Regions from separate parts of the Homo sapiens genome. Here region 1 is linked to region 2. A link is a loop called in an ENCODE intact Hi-C map of the cell type or tissue named here. Cell type or tissue: gastrocnemius medialis. All regions are shown on one strand. Links, peaks and the distances in the headings refer to the core of each region. The heading gives the core; the rest is flanking DNA. Region 1 has its middle 8.8 kb from the start of TP63. Region 2 has its middle 110 kb from the start of TPRG1-AS2.

What was found. Hi-C counts contacts between places; a loop is a spot of excess contacts. Peaks named below come from ENCODE experiments on the same cell type or tissue, not always from the same donor. Only the 100,000 strongest peaks of a DNase experiment are listed, where the experiment ranks them.
Region 1: a loop joins it to region 2, with 2.2 times the contacts of the local background. A loop is called at or near these places in 2 of 110 quality-filtered maps.

Annotation. Positions count from the first base shown.
Region 1 is chr3:189,618,541-189,626,540 of GRCh38, reverse strand. It overlaps a transcript of TP63 not described here. Among named protein-coding and RNA genes, the nearest start is that of TP63, 8.8 kb to the left of the region's middle. In gastrocnemius medialis, for the core only: no CTCF peak of the experiment used is centred there; DNase peaks (open chromatin) are centred at 20, 3,751 and 4,460; H3K4me3 peaks cover 758 bases; H3K27ac peaks cover 2,773 bases.
Region 2 is chr3:189,350,219-189,359,860 of GRCh38, reverse strand. No RefSeq gene overlaps it. Among named protein-coding and RNA genes, the nearest start is that of TPRG1-AS2, 110 kb to the right of the region's middle. In gastrocnemius medialis, for the core only: no CTCF peak of the experiment used is centred there; DNase peaks (open chromatin) are centred at 3,713 and 4,367; H3K4me3 peaks cover 277 bases; H3K27ac peaks cover 1,931 bases.

The DNA.
Region 1 (8,000 bases), core at 1-8,000, 270 kb before region 2:
GGCTTAAAGCAGATGATCTTGCATGTTCCGTAGAGCTCTGGCAGCCTGTGACTATGAGATCAGAGAAACTGAATTCCTTTGTGTCAGGGTAACTGAACCTCAGGTCCTAGCCTTTCCAGGTCATCCTGCATTTATAGTGAGGAGAGCAGGAAAGAACCTTCAAGGAGAGGAGGTGGTGGAGTAAATTCACCAACTATTGCTCAAATTGAAGAGACTGAGTTTGGTGATTTTTAATTGTATGACACTTTTCTGTACATAGCTGCAGCTCAACCACACAATCTCTATTTTAGTAAAGTGGAAGCCAAAGTTCTGTCATGGGGAGGATCCTGCTAACTCTTCCAACTTTGGACCTAATATTTGCTACAGTCTGACATCGATTAGGAGTAAAGCTGGGCCTAGAACTTAAGTAAACTGAATGGTATTCGAATGACTTTAATTCAATGAAAAAGCAAGTGCATTGCAACCTTAGCCATGTGCTTCTTCTGATTTGACCTCCATCTCTCTTCAGGTCACTGAAATTCATCAAATAAACATTTATAGTTAAGTTAATGTCAAGAAGATGCCTTAAGGGAGTGTCCGAAGGAAAGAGGGCATGCAAGGGAACAGAGGCCAATTGGGGCAGGAAGAGGTTGGCAGTTTCTTTAACAGACAAACCTGATACCCTCCAAAGTCACACCCAGTGTCCAGAAGCAATGTGGGTGGGCTTCTTTTCCAGACATCCCTGAACAGCTGTGTGGGGGCTGCTCCTCACTCCCACCCCTCCTTTGCTCAAAGCTCACGTGAGTGAGAGATAAAGAAAGAAACACAGGAAGTCCTTATTTGGCATTCCCCAGATTTTTTTTTCCCTGAACCATTTGTCAGTTGCAGATATGTTGCACCTTTACTCTAAATGTCTCAGTGTGTATTTCCTAAAATGAGGAAATACCTTACATGATCTCAGTTCAATTATTGAAATTAAAAAATTATATCCATAAAATATCATCTATTCTACGCTGCTTATTCAGATTTGACAATTGTCTTAATAATGTCCTTTACACCAAGGAAAAATCTTGGATGATATGTTGCATTCAGTTGTCCTTTTTTTTTTAGTATCTTTTAATTAGGAACAGTTTCCCAGTCTTCTTTGTGTTTCGTAACACAGATATTTTTGTAAAGCACAGGCCAGTTGTTTGTAGATAATACCTTAGTTTAGTTTGAATGCACTTTTGGCAGAAATATCACAAAAGTGATGCCGTGTCCATCTCAGTGCATCATATCAGGAATTGCTCTCTTTTTAACGCCTACCAACAGGTTTTCCCCAGGCCTTCTTTCAGATTTACTGTGAACCTAAAACATTTAAATGTCAAGATTTGCAGAGTTCCTTCCAAGGTCCAGGGAAGTACCTTAGCAATATGTTTACATTGTCATAAATTGTAACATAGACAAATGTGAAATACTGTATCTGCAATATTTTAATATTATTATCCATCTCTACTCCAATACTCCTTTCATCACCTTTTACCTCAAGAGAGTTGTGATGGAGTGGCTGTGGGATTTTTTAGGGTCCAACTAAGAGGAAGTTGAATAGGGAATACTTTTAGTTTGGGTTTGAGAGGATACACTAATGTGTTTTGCAGTTACATTTATGTATAGCTAAATTATTGCTACTCATCCTGGTGTAGAATGGCTTCCAAGAGCACACCTCCTGCCCATGTGTGTTGGTTCAACAATGGCTGGAGACTACATCAAAATATGAATATGTCCTACAGTAATTGGCATGGGAAGTATGTGAATGCTTTTCCCTTTTTACCAACCATGAAAAATGTGAGTGGAGAAATTAATATCATCAATATTTAATCAAAACCCCCTCTCTATTCAGCATATGCAATTATAAATGCACCACATATTATATGCTTATTTATGATGAGAATGCATGAAATAGAATTTATCACTATTCTTGTGTCTGTAGGAAAATAAATGGGGTAGTGCTGCAAACAGCAAGTATGTCTATCAAGCCTTAGATTGGGGCTGCAGGAGGAAAGGCTGTTATATATTATATTAAAGATTCTGTTCAACCCCAAGAGTCTATGATTTTATGAGTATAAACTTCTTAAAGGCTATATTGACATATGATTCATCTATTATTCTATCTACATAAAATCACTTTGTTCTAAAATGATTTGAGTTAGCTTGTGAAATACTTATAACATTAAAAACCACACATATGTAAAGTTATGGGGGTGGGGGTGACAGGGTAATGAGGTAGCTTAATGAGTATAGAGTTTCAGTTTTGCAAGATGAAAAATTTACGTGATCTGCTGCAAAAGAATGTAAATATATTTACCACTATGAAACTGTACACTTAAAAGCAGTTAATATGGTACATGGCATTAATATATGCTTTTTACCATAACTATGGATTTCTAAATAATTTCAAAAACATATGTAGGTATATGAGGAAATTAATACTCAGCATAAACATCAATGGTAAGTAAAATAAGACAAAAATCAAAGATAGTGTTTATTCACAAACTGTATAATGTGAAGTTCCATACTTGTGCTAAAGCGCCATGAATTTATCTGTGAACTTCTAAACAGCCAGTGTAAGAGGACTTATATTTATTTATTTATTTTTTACCCACAATAATAGCTTTGACTGTTGTTATACATAGCACACTCTAGGTTTTGAACGAATAAAAGGAAACATAATACATACTGAGTCTTCCAAATAAATTGACCTTTAGTGTGTCTGGTCTCTGATTATAATGCATTTGGTTGATTGCTTATTGCAAATACATTACAGTGAATGATGTTGTGATGGGACCTAAATTCCTAGTGGGGTTTCAGTGTGATTCTCTCACAAGACTACATAGCACTCATTGATTTGATAGCTGATTAATGGATTCAACATGAATATTCTTTTAGGACCTCCTCTGTGTCCCCATCAGTGTGCTAGGGGCCATTGGTAACAAGTTGATCAACAAAATCCATTTCCTATGCTCAAATAGATCCCAGTAGAATCAAGAATGATCTTCTTTTCCTTTTATCATCTTCAACTTCATAGACAAAAGGATAACTATGGCATGGCTGTGACCCCAAGTTAGTAATGATCAGTTTGCCTACTGGGCTTTTGGTTTGAAATATCTGGTAACCTGATGAAGACTGATGCAATAAGAATATGTTTACAGTATTCATGAAGCATGTGTGTAGGTGGGAGATAATAAAATGAAGCATTCTTATTTACCTTCCCTTGGTTAGTTTGAGCCCATAAGACAGCTGTTGCTGAACCTCTCTTTCAGACATAGATTCACAAATTTGTGCCTTGTTGATTTGGTACTGATCATCAGGAAGTCATAAAAGCCACAATTTCTGGAAGGCAAGGAGATGCAATTGAGACAAGGAAACAAAAGCCCAATGTGTATATTTCAAAGCCTATGGCAAAATGATTTCTTTTGGGGGTGTAGCTTCTTGAAATATAGTGTTTACCTAGGGAACACAGCTCACAAAAGAGGGGCTAGAGAGACATTTATCAATTTCTCTTTTTGAAAATTAGCCATACTGAAAGTTAAAAAGAAATTTAGAGATCATTTACTTAGAAAAAAAATCTTAGAAATCAGAATGACTTAAAAATAACAAGGCTTTGTATCGTGGTTTATCGTACAGAACACTTTCACAGACAGTATCTCATTGCAACATCTCAACTGTCATGCGAAGTAGATGGCTAGAACAAGTGGTGTCATTACCTCCATTTCATGTGTGAGGAAGCTAAGACTCAGACGGCTTAAGAAACAAACTTACAATCACACGATGAAATAACCATCAGCCGCTGTGGCCTGTAATGGACCCAGCTCTAACTCCCAAACCCAATTCATCCACTCAATGAAATAACATTAATTAAATGCCTATGGTATGCCTGGTGTTGAGACGGGATTTAGGAAAATAAAGATAAATAAAACAAAGATCTCTCCTCTTTATATTGCATCTTCAAAACCAGAATTTTTATACAGCTTGCCACTTACTAAATATTTTATGTCCATTACCTATTTAGATAACTACTAAAAACCCTAGGAAATAGCCAAGTTAGGTTAACTGCATTTCACACAGGAAGAGATAGTTGGTGACTCTGCATTAATCATTCAGCCAGATAGTGGTAGAGCCAGGATCTGATCTCAAATTAACCCATTTCCCTGACATTTATGACCACATTTTTGCTTTTGACTCTCAAAAAGATTCATAATACATTTGTGCGCAGTCAAAAATCTCAGAGTCCTACGTATGCATGGTTTCCAGCACATGTCCCTCAGTGTCTCTTTCCTGGTCCAGTTAGCAGGATAACATAAGCCCTGCGAATGCCAGCCCACAAAGGAAGGCATGAGCTCATGGCGGGCATCCACATTTGGGCCAGGAGTCAAGAATGTTAACTCTGCTTATTTTGAAATCTGGGGCGTGCGCACCGTTTAAGCATGTGGGGGTGGATGCACTGATCAAATGCTTCTGTGGGATGGACATGATTCTCAGGGCATCTTTACAGGGGAATCCCCACGGGGTGACCCCTGAGTAGGTCTTGTTTACAGCAACATCTCTGTGTCAAGTTTCTACGAGGTAAATTTAAAGTGCTACCTTGCAGGAATAGCCTCAGTCTGAAAACACAACTAACCTTCACTGTCTTTGGTTAGTTAGTACATTATTCTGTTGCTCTGCTACTGATTTATTTAATCCATCTGAATTCTTCTTCAGTTATCTCTTATATTCTACTTCTGAATAGTATAAATAATTTTCCCCATGGAACTGAATTACCATTAGTATTGTTATAATAATTGCAACAAATATTTTCAAAGTAAAAAAAAATCCTTCTTTTCCAGATCAAGACCCTGAGTATACATAGAGAGGGAAATATGAGAAGAGAGAGAATAAATATAGAGTGATAATATTTATATAGATATGTATGCATATATGCACATTTATGTGTATATGTGTATATGTATATATTGCACATAATGTACATATTTACTTATATTCATATGTGTATATTTCTCTCTATATATAAAATATACTATAGTGTAACATGTATAATAAATATGTATATAAGTATGCATGTGTGTATGTGTGTATATATATGTATGTATATACAGAGAATATTTATTGGTCAAGTTTATTCTCTAATTTTCTTCTTTTCTTACTAATGTCTTCTACATAATCAAGGTAAAAAATTATTTTTAAAACCAAAAATAAATCATCTAATAGAAGAAGCAAAGCAATCTATGCAGTGTATTTCCATGGTATGGAAAATGTAGATTTTCCATATCACAAAGGCAAAGGAAAAGAAAGAAAATTCATAAGCTCCTAATTGTAATTATTTCTGAATTATGGAGTGAAAAGAATATTTTCTTCTTTATACTTTTCTGTAGTTTTCAAATTTTGCACAGTCAATGGGCATCATTTTTGTATTAACCTACAAGAAATAACCATTACAAATACTTTCCTGGAGAAGCTTTAGTCATGGGATAAATGTACATGAAAGAAAGTGTCTTAGATGGTTCTACCCTATAAAAACTATACAGGTGAAAGCCATTTTCTTTCAAAGGTGTGCGTAATAGATGAGTGAAAAATATTATGCCAAGATGAATGAAAGCTAAGAGAATGTGTCTCAATTTCCTGATGAACTGTCTTGTGGACAACCTCTGGTTCAAGAAAAAAAATGGCCATCATGAAAGATGTGTGGTACGGAGTGTGGGAGCTAAGAGAGTGGAATGCACAGTTGATGGCAGCCTCATGCACTGCTCCTTGGATTCACTCTGCTGTCACATTTATTGAGGCCACACTTCTGGGCTGCTTCCAACCAAGGACTGAACCTAGTAGGGCTACAAACAAGGCCCGTGCTGGCAGCACATGGGACATCTTTGATGCGTGATTTTTGACTCAAGAATGCCTCATTAGCCTGGACAAATCTTCCTTGAAATGGCTTTCAATCTGAAACTATTTCTATTGAATTCTCTTCTTTTCTCCTCTACCTCATGGCTGTCAGAGAGAGGTTTTTTTTTTTTGTTTTTTTTTTGATGGAGTCTTGCTCTGTCGCCACACTGGAGTGCAGTGGTGCAATGTCACCTCACTGCAACCTCCGCCTCCCAGGTTCAAGCGATTCTCCTGCCTCAGCCTCCCGAGAAGCTGGGACTACCATGCTCAGCTAAATTTTGTATTTTTAGTAGAGATGGGGTTTCACCATGTTGTTCAGGATGGTCTCGATCTCTTGACCTCATGGTCTGCCCGCCTTGGCCTCCCAAAGTGCTGGGATTACAGGCGTGAGCCACCACGCCCGGCACACACTACCATGCTCAGCTAAGTTTTGTATTTTTAGTAGAGATGGGGTTTCACCATGTTGATCAGGATGGTCTCGATCTCTTGACCTCGTGGTCTGCCCGCCTCGGCCTCCCAAAGTGCTGGGATTACAGGCATGAGCCACCACACCCAGCCAAGAGTTTTTCTTACACTCTGAAGTGCCCCCCTTCTTCCGCTCTTTTTTTCATTATCCTCCACAGGCATTCTCACTAGTGCATCTTTTGTAAACCCAATCCCTTCTTTAGCTCTGCTTCTTTGAGTACACAAAGTGACGCAAGTGGTCCTGAGAGAGGTCCAAGAGTGGAGAACGAAATGGGGGTTTTGGGACTGGCCCACTCCCTTATCAAGCAAATAGGATGGCTTCCTGAAGTACGTGGACTTTGGACAGTTTGGGGCTGAAGGAGAAGGCATGATTGCTATACAATTTACTGAGGTTGATCTGGAAAAACATCTATTGGAGGGAGAGATGCTTGTAGGTCCTCAGATTCGGGCTTTTGGCAGTTATGGTGGGAACAGTGCCTACAGATATGGTTCTTAACAGCACCTACAAGGATAGCAGAGCTTTATGGTTACTGCTAAGTTGTACTGATACCTTGAAGAGGGATATTGAAAAACTTAGGGCTCTTAACAAGCAGTTAAAGGCTAAGTGTGAGAGTCAGAGGACATCTTTGGTGTCTTACAAAAAGACAAGGCCCTCTTTGCAAAAACAAAGCTAAGCAGCCCACTGAAAATGTGGTAGTTAGAGTCAGAGAGCTCTAGAGACATTTGAATGTTTAGCTAAGGCTGGTTGGAAACACCTGAGACCTGGAAATATAGATAGGGGCATTAAGTGGATACCCCTGATAAGTTGGTTTTGCAGACTCTCCTAAATCCTCAGAGATTATGGAGATGGACCACCCTTTCCTAGTAAGAGCTAGTGCTTCCCTCACACTGAAAGACATCGCAGAGGCATTACTTCATAAAGCAACATATATCCCCCCTCTCAAATGCTTTTACTTCCTTTTTGGGCTGCCAGGTCCCAGACAGTGCTAATTTCCAGCAGAGCTCAGCTGAAGACGTACTGGTCATGATAAAGTAAAGCATGAATAATATACCAAAGAGTTGCCAGAATTAGCTAGCATGTATCAGCAGAAGCCATGGACATCCCTAGAAATTGATTTTTGCAGGTACTTGATTGAGGGGACTAAAAAATAAGTCCACATAGGAAACAGTTTATTGACTTGGGGGCATTTTCTTATGACGTGGGCTTTAACACCCTGTTAAGAACCACCGTGCATAGGGCAAGCTCACAGCTAGGGTGGCTTGAAAAAGTCTGGAAAAAGTGATGATCAATGCTAAATGAAGAGAAATTTCATGGGTTTCCCTACAAGACGGTAGATAAGAAATAAAGAGGCTGAGGGAAGAGGACATGGCTAGAATGGATATATAATATGAAGCCAGAAAATTCACCAGAAGACTATGTTAGATGAGGGAGCCAAGTGGACACTCGAAGGTCATCAAGATTCACTAAGGACATCAGGAATTTGCTAGTTGGAAGGGTAACAGGATCACTAAGTTCAATCCTGGCTCTCCTCTGTGTCTCAGAGCTGGGGGTAGGAGAGGTGGTCATAGACCTGGGACTGTTAATATCCATGTAAATGATGCCCCTCTACCCTCAAGAACAGAGGCCAAGGGTGGCACTTACC
Region 2 (9,642 bases), core at 786-8,785:
GAGGTAGACTAGAAAGGAGTATCTAAGTTCAGTAAACCATCTTTTGATTTCCTGGGACTTTTCCCACTAGATTCTGCCCTTATGTTAAACATCTCAACACATCTAAATCAAATCTTACTTTGCCAAGGGACGCAACTCTTAAATTACAGAACGTCATATAGGAGAAAGAGAATAATTATGTATTTAGTAATGACTCTGTACCAGAATCTGTGTTAGATGCTTTACTATGACTATCATTTTATTTCAGTTTTTTACACTGAGGAAATCTGGTCATGATCTTCTCATTTCATCAATGGAAAACCAGAATTCTCAAGAAAGAGACCTAAGGTGGGAGATTACACAATGAGTTAGGAGCAAATGTAGGACCAGACACTCAGTCTAGTGATCTTTCCAATCTGCTTTTCTCCTTTTCCTGATAGGTATTTATTCTCTTAAAGCCTCATTATAGTCCCTGAAAAGTTTAAAGACAATACACAAATAGGAAAACATTTGAAAGGAAAAAAGTTCTTTGGATTTTTTTATTTCTACTGCCCACTATAAAAATAACTGCATTTTAAACCTTGGGAATAATGAAATTCCCCAAGATAATTAAGATGTAGCTCAGAAAATTACCAAAGCAATTATTCCACTGTAGGGAATTCCTGCTTGAACTTCCAGAAAGGCCGTGCTCTTTCAGACTTTCAGAATCACAGCAGTCAGTTTGTAGATACAGAGTAATAGTATTAGAAAAATGTGTCGGTTGCTTACTGCATCTCAGCCACTGTGACATTGCTTAATTTAACCCCCCAAAATAATCCACTGTGAGGAGGTAGGAACTATTATTATTGCCATTGAAGAATAAAGAAACTGAGACATAGCAAGGTTACACAACACACCTGAATTCAAACAGCGTACAAGTGGAAAATGTAGCCTAATTAGAGTAAGCTTAGTTTAATTGTGGATCTTGAGTTTCTAATCTCCATTCTTTACTCCTCTGGTAATAGAAGGTGATAATTAATACCTCCACTGTCCTTCAGAGTTTGTAAATCTGAGTGCCCTCTATCTTATTTAATCCTCATAAAAATGTGAGAAGGTGTCATGGTAAGAATTGTTACACCCCACTTAAGGGATGAAAAAACTGAGGCCATGTGAGACTAGGGAGCTGGTCTGGATCTTACAGGTGGAAAGCGCAGAAACAGAACTCTGAGTTCTAGTACGTTGCATTTTGGGTTACAGCACAATGACAGACCACAGCTACCAGGTCGGGGATCACAGAGATGTGTCATCAAGCCTCAGTCCATGTCACAGGACAGAAGGCTACGGGAGAATTTTCAGCATGCTCTGGGAAAGATGAAAAGGGGCGGAGACAGTTCCTCAGGTCATAGCAGTAGTCTAATACTCATGTGGTCTCCTCTTACCCCTGAGTCCTAGGTGGATTGGAACAGGTAGTGGGGCCCTAGTCATTCTTCCAAATGAGGGAGGAGGGGAGAACAAAACACAGAAGACAGCAGTTCATCCTGGTGTCTGCAATTATTTTTTCTTCTCTGGCTCCTTTTTTTCCTGTTTGTAAATGGACCAGGGAATCACTAAGCACTGACTTCTGCTCATTCCACTGGCCCTGGGCAGTCAGCTTTAAAGGAGTCAGGGCTCTCCACTTCCCCTTTATTACAGCCTCCTCAGTTACAGGGGCCATCGCTGCCTTCCCTACTCATTCCCCACCACCAAGTGCCACACCATCCTTCTAGTTGTCTACGTGAAATGAGTTCTCATCATGTTGTTCTGTCAAAGTAGAACTCATGGTCTCATAAGTACACACCACTTTTTTCTCATGGTCTAATGAGTCCACATCACTTTTTTTTTCTTTTTTGAGACAGGATCTTACTCTGTTGTCCAGGCTGGAGTGCAGTGGCGCGATCACTGCTCACTGTAACCTCAACTTCCCTGGGTCAGGTGATTCTTCCACCTCAGCCTCCCAGGTAGCTGGGACTACAGGCGCATGCCACCATGGCAGGCTAATTTTTTTGTATTTTTTGTGGACACAGGGTTTAGCCATGTTACATAGGCTGGTCTTGAACTCTTGGGCTCAAGTGATCCACCTGCCTCAGCCCCCCAAAATGTTGGGATTACATCCATGTCACACTTTAAAATACATTTCAAAAATACAATATAAATAACTATGTTAAATTTAACACTTAATGGACATTGATTTTTTCTATAATGACAAAAGTCCTCTTTTTATAAGCAAGTTTTACAAATGCTGGGACTTCATATTCTTAATAATAAAACAAACAAAACATTTTTAAATAGCCAAAAGAGAAAGGAAGTATTTATAGTAACACAGTTCTTGAATTATTCAAATGCTAGTTGAACTGAAAAGTTTGCATTGATTTTCAATAGAAAGCAAAATTATTTTGCAGTTATTCCACTGGTGCCTTAAAATGTCAAAGATCCATTCTTTTACTTTTTTTCATATGTCCATATTTATTGGCCATCAAAACTCCATATGTCATGTGTTCATACACACGCACACACACACCCCCTTGGACATGCATGCTATCATAAAATGCCAAGATATAAATGCACAAGAACTAATCAAAAGCTAAAAATGCAGGAGCTGATTATCAACTCTCTTTTCTATTTATATAACCTTGGGCTTTTAACTTTTAACACATCTGGTCCTTGGTTTCCATGCCAACACAATGGATACAATACTCTCAACCCTGCTTCCTTTACTACATCACAGAATTTTTGTGAAGATGAAAAGGCATCATTTATATTGAATAGCTTTGAAAACTATATAGCATTTTACATCAGGCATTTTTATTATGGTTATAGTTATTTCCTTTTTTGATATTTTCCTGCTTCTTATAATGTGAACCTGCCATCGTACTGGAGATGTTGCTCTCTTTAACTGTTTTGATGACCAAGAAATCGATGACCATTTAACTTCAATGAATACAAAAATCTTTTTGTTATTATTATTTATTTTCTCAGTTTCTTGTAATTTGTTACTCTTGTGTCATTGTTTCAACAATTAAGCGTGCCAAGCAATAATCTTATTAAGAAGATTCAGTTATAATTGTGTATTAATTTATTAATGATTTAAAAAGTCCATTTTTCTTTTTATTCATCTTTCATTATGCTGTGAATTTTTGTTTTTCACTGAAAATATTATATTCAATATTTTAATCTGAATTTTTGTTCCTGCTATCCCATGCTGCAGCTTCCAGCACCTGATAGTAAACATAACACAGATATATATATATATATATATATATATATATATATATATATATATATATATATATGGAGAGAGAAAGAGAGAGAGAGTAAAGGAAGCAGGAACTACTAGGGGCCATCTTAGATGTCAGCCTGACACTCATCTTAACCCACTAAATTAGCAATCAGACATATACACATACAAAAGGTGAAATAATACCCAATGCCAAAAAAAATTAAAATTGTTTACTTATACAGCGTTAGCAACTGAGGAAGTCATTTCATCTCTCCGAGCCTCAGTTTCTTCTTAAAATGATAAGATTTATCTTATCATAACATATATAAAATATCATTTATCTTACTAAAATAGCTACTTTATATGCCTTACAGGTTACTGTGGGGAGTGATTATGACAATAACTATGAGTGCAACTGATAAACTGTAAAAAATGAGAGAATTTGTTGCGTGAATTTGTTGGCCCTGGTGGTATTGGCAGATAGACCTAAGCCGGGACTGGGGCTGGCATTCACAAGTCCATGAATCATCCTTCAAACCCTCAGCCATAAAGCAAAAGACAAGCCCGAGCTACTCTTTGATTTGTTGTGGTTTTGTGCTCTTTAAAGCCACACCCACCACATAAAGAAAGCAACAACTTACGAGAAATTTATTTAAAATGCTTGTTCTATTGAGTATAGCAACCTTAGGTCCAACCCTTTGATGATTGGCCCAGGTTGATTTTGTTAACAGCTTGCCTTGGGTTTGCAAAATTGCCCTTACGTGACCCCAGTGAGTCTTGATTCAGCCTCAAACTTTAATGAAGACAGAAACCTTACACATTAGGGCAGAGAGCCCTGTCCTTACCACCTCCAATCAGCACAGCTTGGGCTTCCAAAACTACACAAAAGATGTTAGTGTTTCATCAGTTTAACAAGCAGGCAGAGGCACCCAGATTTCACCCTGGATTCATTACCATAACCCAGCTTAAGAGCACAGAGACCACAAAGCTAATGCTGTGTGTGCTGCAGCAGGTAGTGCAGTAATCCTCAGCTCCTGGATCACTGTAGGGCCAGGGAAATGTTAAAAAGCACAAGGCCTCGGGTAGCTCTAGGGGAGCTGCTGGAATGTTGTTTATCTTCAGAGGGCAACAACTGGTCCAGTATTTCACAACAGGAAGGTCTGTCCTGGAGCTCAGACATTGAAGGCTTAGAGAAGCAAGGCCTGAAATAACCCCCCTTCCCCTCTGACTTCTATCTCCCCACCCTGCTGAACCCCCTCTCCTCCCAACACTTCAGATTTAAAAAAATAAAAGGCACAGCCAGGGCTACAACCTTGAAATAGATGTAGCTTTCTGGGTAGCTTGTAGTTAACTTAATACTGTAGCTGAGATGGGAGACCGCCTGATGCAACAGGACTTTAGGTGACAGGGAAGCCAGAAACGAAGGCCTTCTTTTATTGTCTTAACCCCTTGCTTCATAAAAATTACCCATTCTTATTCATCTGTGTTTTTAGTTTCAAAATTTTCTCTCTGAGCTCTTGTATGAAAGAAGGAACTGACTATGATTTAAATTCTAAAATAATAGGCAATGCCTAGTAACTTTAATTTAGCTCCATGTGATTTGAGGGAGTTAATTCAACAAAGTCCTAATAAATATTCCTATGATCGTGCACAATCAATTTATCTCTCCAAGACTCTGTGCAAACAGTCAGAGAAATGACAATAGCCTATATTTGGGCCCATAAACTGAGGCAGTTCTGTGAGCTCTGGGGATCCTCTCAATCTCCTTGGCAGAGAACGCTGGGAAAAATCTCAATGGTTGTATTCCTTAATGTGGTGGAATAAAATTGTTGCTGAGAAAGAAGTATTTATATACCAGACTATGGGGATGTTTCTGGGCTTTTGGGAGGTTATAATAGGGAAACAGGCGGGGCTCATGCCTATAATCCCAGCACTTTGGAAGGCAGAAGTGGGAGGATTGCTTAAGACCAGCCTGGACAACACAGGAAGACCTCATCTCTACAAAAAATAAAAAATTAGCCAGGTGTGGTACCACACACCCATAGTCCCAGCTACTCAGGAGGCTGAGGTGGAAGGGTCACTTGAGTCCAGGAGGTTGAGGCTGCAGTGAGCTATGATTCTGCCACTGCCCTCCAGCATGGGTCACAGAGTGAGATCCTGTCTCGAAAAAAAGAAATAGGTAAACATTGGTCTGTAACATTTATGATCAGTTCTTGCCACCTCAGCTGCTTTTGTACAACCGGCCTTAAGCTGGCTCTTCTTTCCTATAAAGAAGGGAGAAGGAAGAAAGCTGGATCCAATAAAAAATTTCTTTTTTCAGGACATGTCAGGATGAGGAAGCACTTTACCTGAAGACAGATAATGATTCTTCAAGAAAAATGTAACTACTTCATTCCAGACTCTGTCTTGGAAATATTTAACCCCTAGTGAGCACTCTAGCAGGTCATAGTACACCTACTTCTGCACAAACTGACAAATGAGGTTATTCACTTACTCAGCAGGCAACTACCACGCCCTGTATTCATAAGAGATGAACAATACTCGGTTTGCACTCAGAAAGGCACAGAAAGAATAAATATGTAAAAAGTCAACTCTAATATCTGGCAAAATAAACTGTGGCTACAAGTAACTGGTGATAGTGATAGAATGCAGAGAAAAAAAAAAAAACAATTCTGACGGTAGGTTTCAAGAAGAATTTCATGAAATAAACACCATTTGACCTCCACTTTAATGGGCAAGTAGAATTTGATAAGGAGACTACAGATGTGAACACATTTCAGCTAGAGTTGACGCAGCAAAAGCAGAAAAGTGTGAAAGAACTTGTGATACATGCGGAAAACAATGAGTAATTATTTGAGACTATCCTGGATTGCTGGCCACACCCTTACCAAAGCCTCTAGAAAGACTTCTACTTTCAAACTGCCCAGCACACCTATGAAATTCCAACATTCTTTTCAGGAGCTGCAGAGTGGGGAGGTTAAAAACATGGGTCCTTGGGTCCATTTGTCTGGGTTTAAGTCCTAGCTCTGCCTCTTACTGGTTGTGTTACTTTGAGTAAGTTGACTGACTTCTCTAGACCTCAGGTTTCTCTTCTGTAAAACAGAATCATATTACCTGCTGTGAGGATTAAATCATAAAAATAATATGAAATACTTGGCATGATTCCCAATACATAATAAGGATTCAATATTACTGTCGTGGTTACTCGCCTGTTTCATTTCTCTTATTAGACAGGTGATTCCTAAAGGTCAAAGAATGATCCATTCCTATTTTACTCTCATGGCCCAGAATCTAGAAGTGCTTTCGCATAAAAGTAGAATTTATAAATACATGAATGTATGAATGAATGAATAAGTAGAATACCCAATTTCAGATCTAGACTTTCCTAATAGTAGGGTTTGACTTTGATTCATCTCATTGAGCTGGGCATCTGCCTTAAAGCTTTTGTATTTTATAGATTCAGCCAACATTGTAGTTCTGGCCATGTGAGCTCCAGTGGACAGCTGGAGAGTGTAAACACCAATACATGGACAGAGCATCCTTGGACCCAGTGCTCTGCTATTGCTTAGCCTTTCTCTGTAGAGGACATTTGCTTGATCTATGACTAAATTCCATCAAATATGAAACAAAAATAACTTCAATGACCACTTAATCGTCATTAATAGAGACCTCATTAGATGTCTCCAAAACCCTTTCTGAGAAGGCATTTGGCTAAAGCCCCACGTGACAATGAGGTGTCCCAGGATGCCAAAGAGAATTGTAAGAAACAATGACATTTTAAAGGAGCTTTCAAGTGATTTCTTACATTCTGTTCAAATTCAGAATTATAAATGGAAAAGAAAGGCCAAAGTTAGCAACTCTGAAATAATCAAAACTTTCAGATAATTACAATGTAAATTCAAATACCTATATAGATAACTAGTTTTTTTGGATAATAAGCTGGGGATTACTCAATTTATTATATTGAAAACATGCACTCTTTCCTAAATTTTCATACAGGACAGCCAACAAAGTTTATCACCAGAAAAAAATAAAAGATAAGGACACAGAAGATAACCCTGTATAGAACAAATGAAACTTTTCAGAGGAAAAAATATAGAGAATTATAAAAATATGTTGAGCAAATACATTTGTACCAATGCCCTTACATATTTGTTGGGATATTTCGTATGATAGATCCTAAAGGGTAGAATAACTAAGTAAAGAGAGAATAGGCCGGGCACAGTGGCTCACGCCTGTAATCCTAGCACTTTGGGAGCCCGAGGTGGGAGGATCACGAAGTCAAGAGATCGAGACCATTCTGGCCAACATGGTGAAACCCCGTCTCTACTAAAAATACAACAATTAGCCGGGCGTGGTGGTGGGCACCTGTAGTCCCAGCTACTTGGGAGGCTGAGGCAGGAGAATCGCTTGAACCCGGGAGGCAGAGGTTCCAGTGAGCCAAGATCACGCCATTGCACTCCAGCCTGGGCAACAGAGCGAGACTCCATCTCAAAAAAAAAAAAAAAAAAAAAAAGAGACAATAAACATTTTAAAGCTTTAATAGGTGTTGCCAAATTGTCCTTCAAAACCGCAGCAAGTTACACTTACTACTTTGTGTATGAGGGACCTGACACTCAACTCAACAGATTCTACTAGATTTTAAAAAATTCCCTTAAAATAATTAAAAAAAAGAATAAGACACAAATGGAAATAATCTACCTTCATCAGCAGGTTATGGATCAATAAATTTTGGTATAACTGTGTGATGGACTGTCACTCCTCAATATAACAGAAAAAAAATGCTGATACACACAATATGGATACACCTCAAAAAAATATGCGAGTGAAAGAATCCAGACAAAAAAATTATATATACTGTATGATTCCATTCATAGGAAATTCTGGAAGAGACAAAACTATTCATGGTGACAGAAATCTTGTGCTGGAAATGAGTATAGACTGTCTACAAAGGAGCACGAGGAAACGTTTTACAGGAATAAAAATGTTCTAGATCTTGACTGGGGAGGTGGTTACATGAGCAAATGCATTTTTTTCAAAACTCCAATTATATCTCCATAAAGTCAGCGGAAACAAAGGGGAATAAAATGAGAGGGGTGGGGGCATGATCACCAGGATTCAAATGGGGTTTGGATGACAGCTGACCCTGGATTCTAGTGTTTTTTTTTCCCCCATTTGCAGCGATTGCTTCTAGGTTATTTTTATTTCTCACTTTTCTAAAAGCTGAAGTCTGAATGATCACTTCCATGCTTTAAAATCTTTGAATATCTCTCCCAACTTTCAGGATAGAATTCTATCTCTTGGGTTAGCCAAGATTTCCTGTACTCTGCCTCCATCCTGCCTACCTAGCCCCATCTCTAACCCCTGACCCCCTAGATCCAACCAATTTCTCCCCCAGCCAGCCTGAAATACTAACTCTTCCTACTATTTCATGTTCTAGACCTTAATACATGTGTCCCTTTCTACCAGAAACAGTCTTCCAGCTTCACTTCTTTGTCTAATACCTAATTGCCTCTGAAATTTGGTCTATGTCAACTCTCTGAAATCTACCACTGCCAGCATATCCCATCACACATCTATTCTAGCATATAACACACAACATCCTTATTGTTGGAGTCTTGGATTTTCCCTCCTACTAGGAGCTCCTTGAAAGCAGGACATTGTCCTCATTAACTTATTATCCCATAGTGACTAATATAGCACCTGATATATAGTAAATAGTAAAAAAGCATTTGCTGGCCGGGCATGGTGGCTCACGCTTGTAATCCCAGCACTTTGGGAGGGCGAGGCGGGAGGATCACGAGGTCAGGAGATTGAGACCATCCTGGCTAACACAGTGAAACCCCATCTCCACTAAAAATACAAAAAAATTAGCCGGGCGTGGTGGCGGGCGCCTGTAGTCCCAGCTACTCGGGAGGCTGAGGCAGGAGAATGGCGTGAATCTGGGAGGCGGAGCTTGCAGTGAGCCAAGATCACGCCACTGCACTCCAGCCTGGGTGACAGAGTGAGACTCCGTATCAAAAAAAAAAAAAAAAAAAAAAAAAAGAGCATTTGCTGTGTGAATGGGTATGAAATATTAAATTTCTGGGAGAAAAAAATAACTGCAAAACGTAAACTCTAAGTTGCAAACTCAAAAGAAGATGATATGCAACTGAGGTAAGATCCTGTTTCTAAGTCCTGTATAGACCTTCATGGCATGACAATAGTTTTTTCGTTTGTCCAAAAGTGTCTGAGGCCAACTTAAGGGCATGGAGACTGTAATTTTGCTGTGTGGATCTCAGCTGAAATCCCAACACATTTGCATGAGACAGTAATCACTGCACTGCCTTGCTGGTAAGAATACTAATATTTTGGTCCTTCCAGACAGACTCAGCAATGTGATTAGGAGCCATTTGAAAAATGACACCCCACAGTAAAATGAAGCTTCG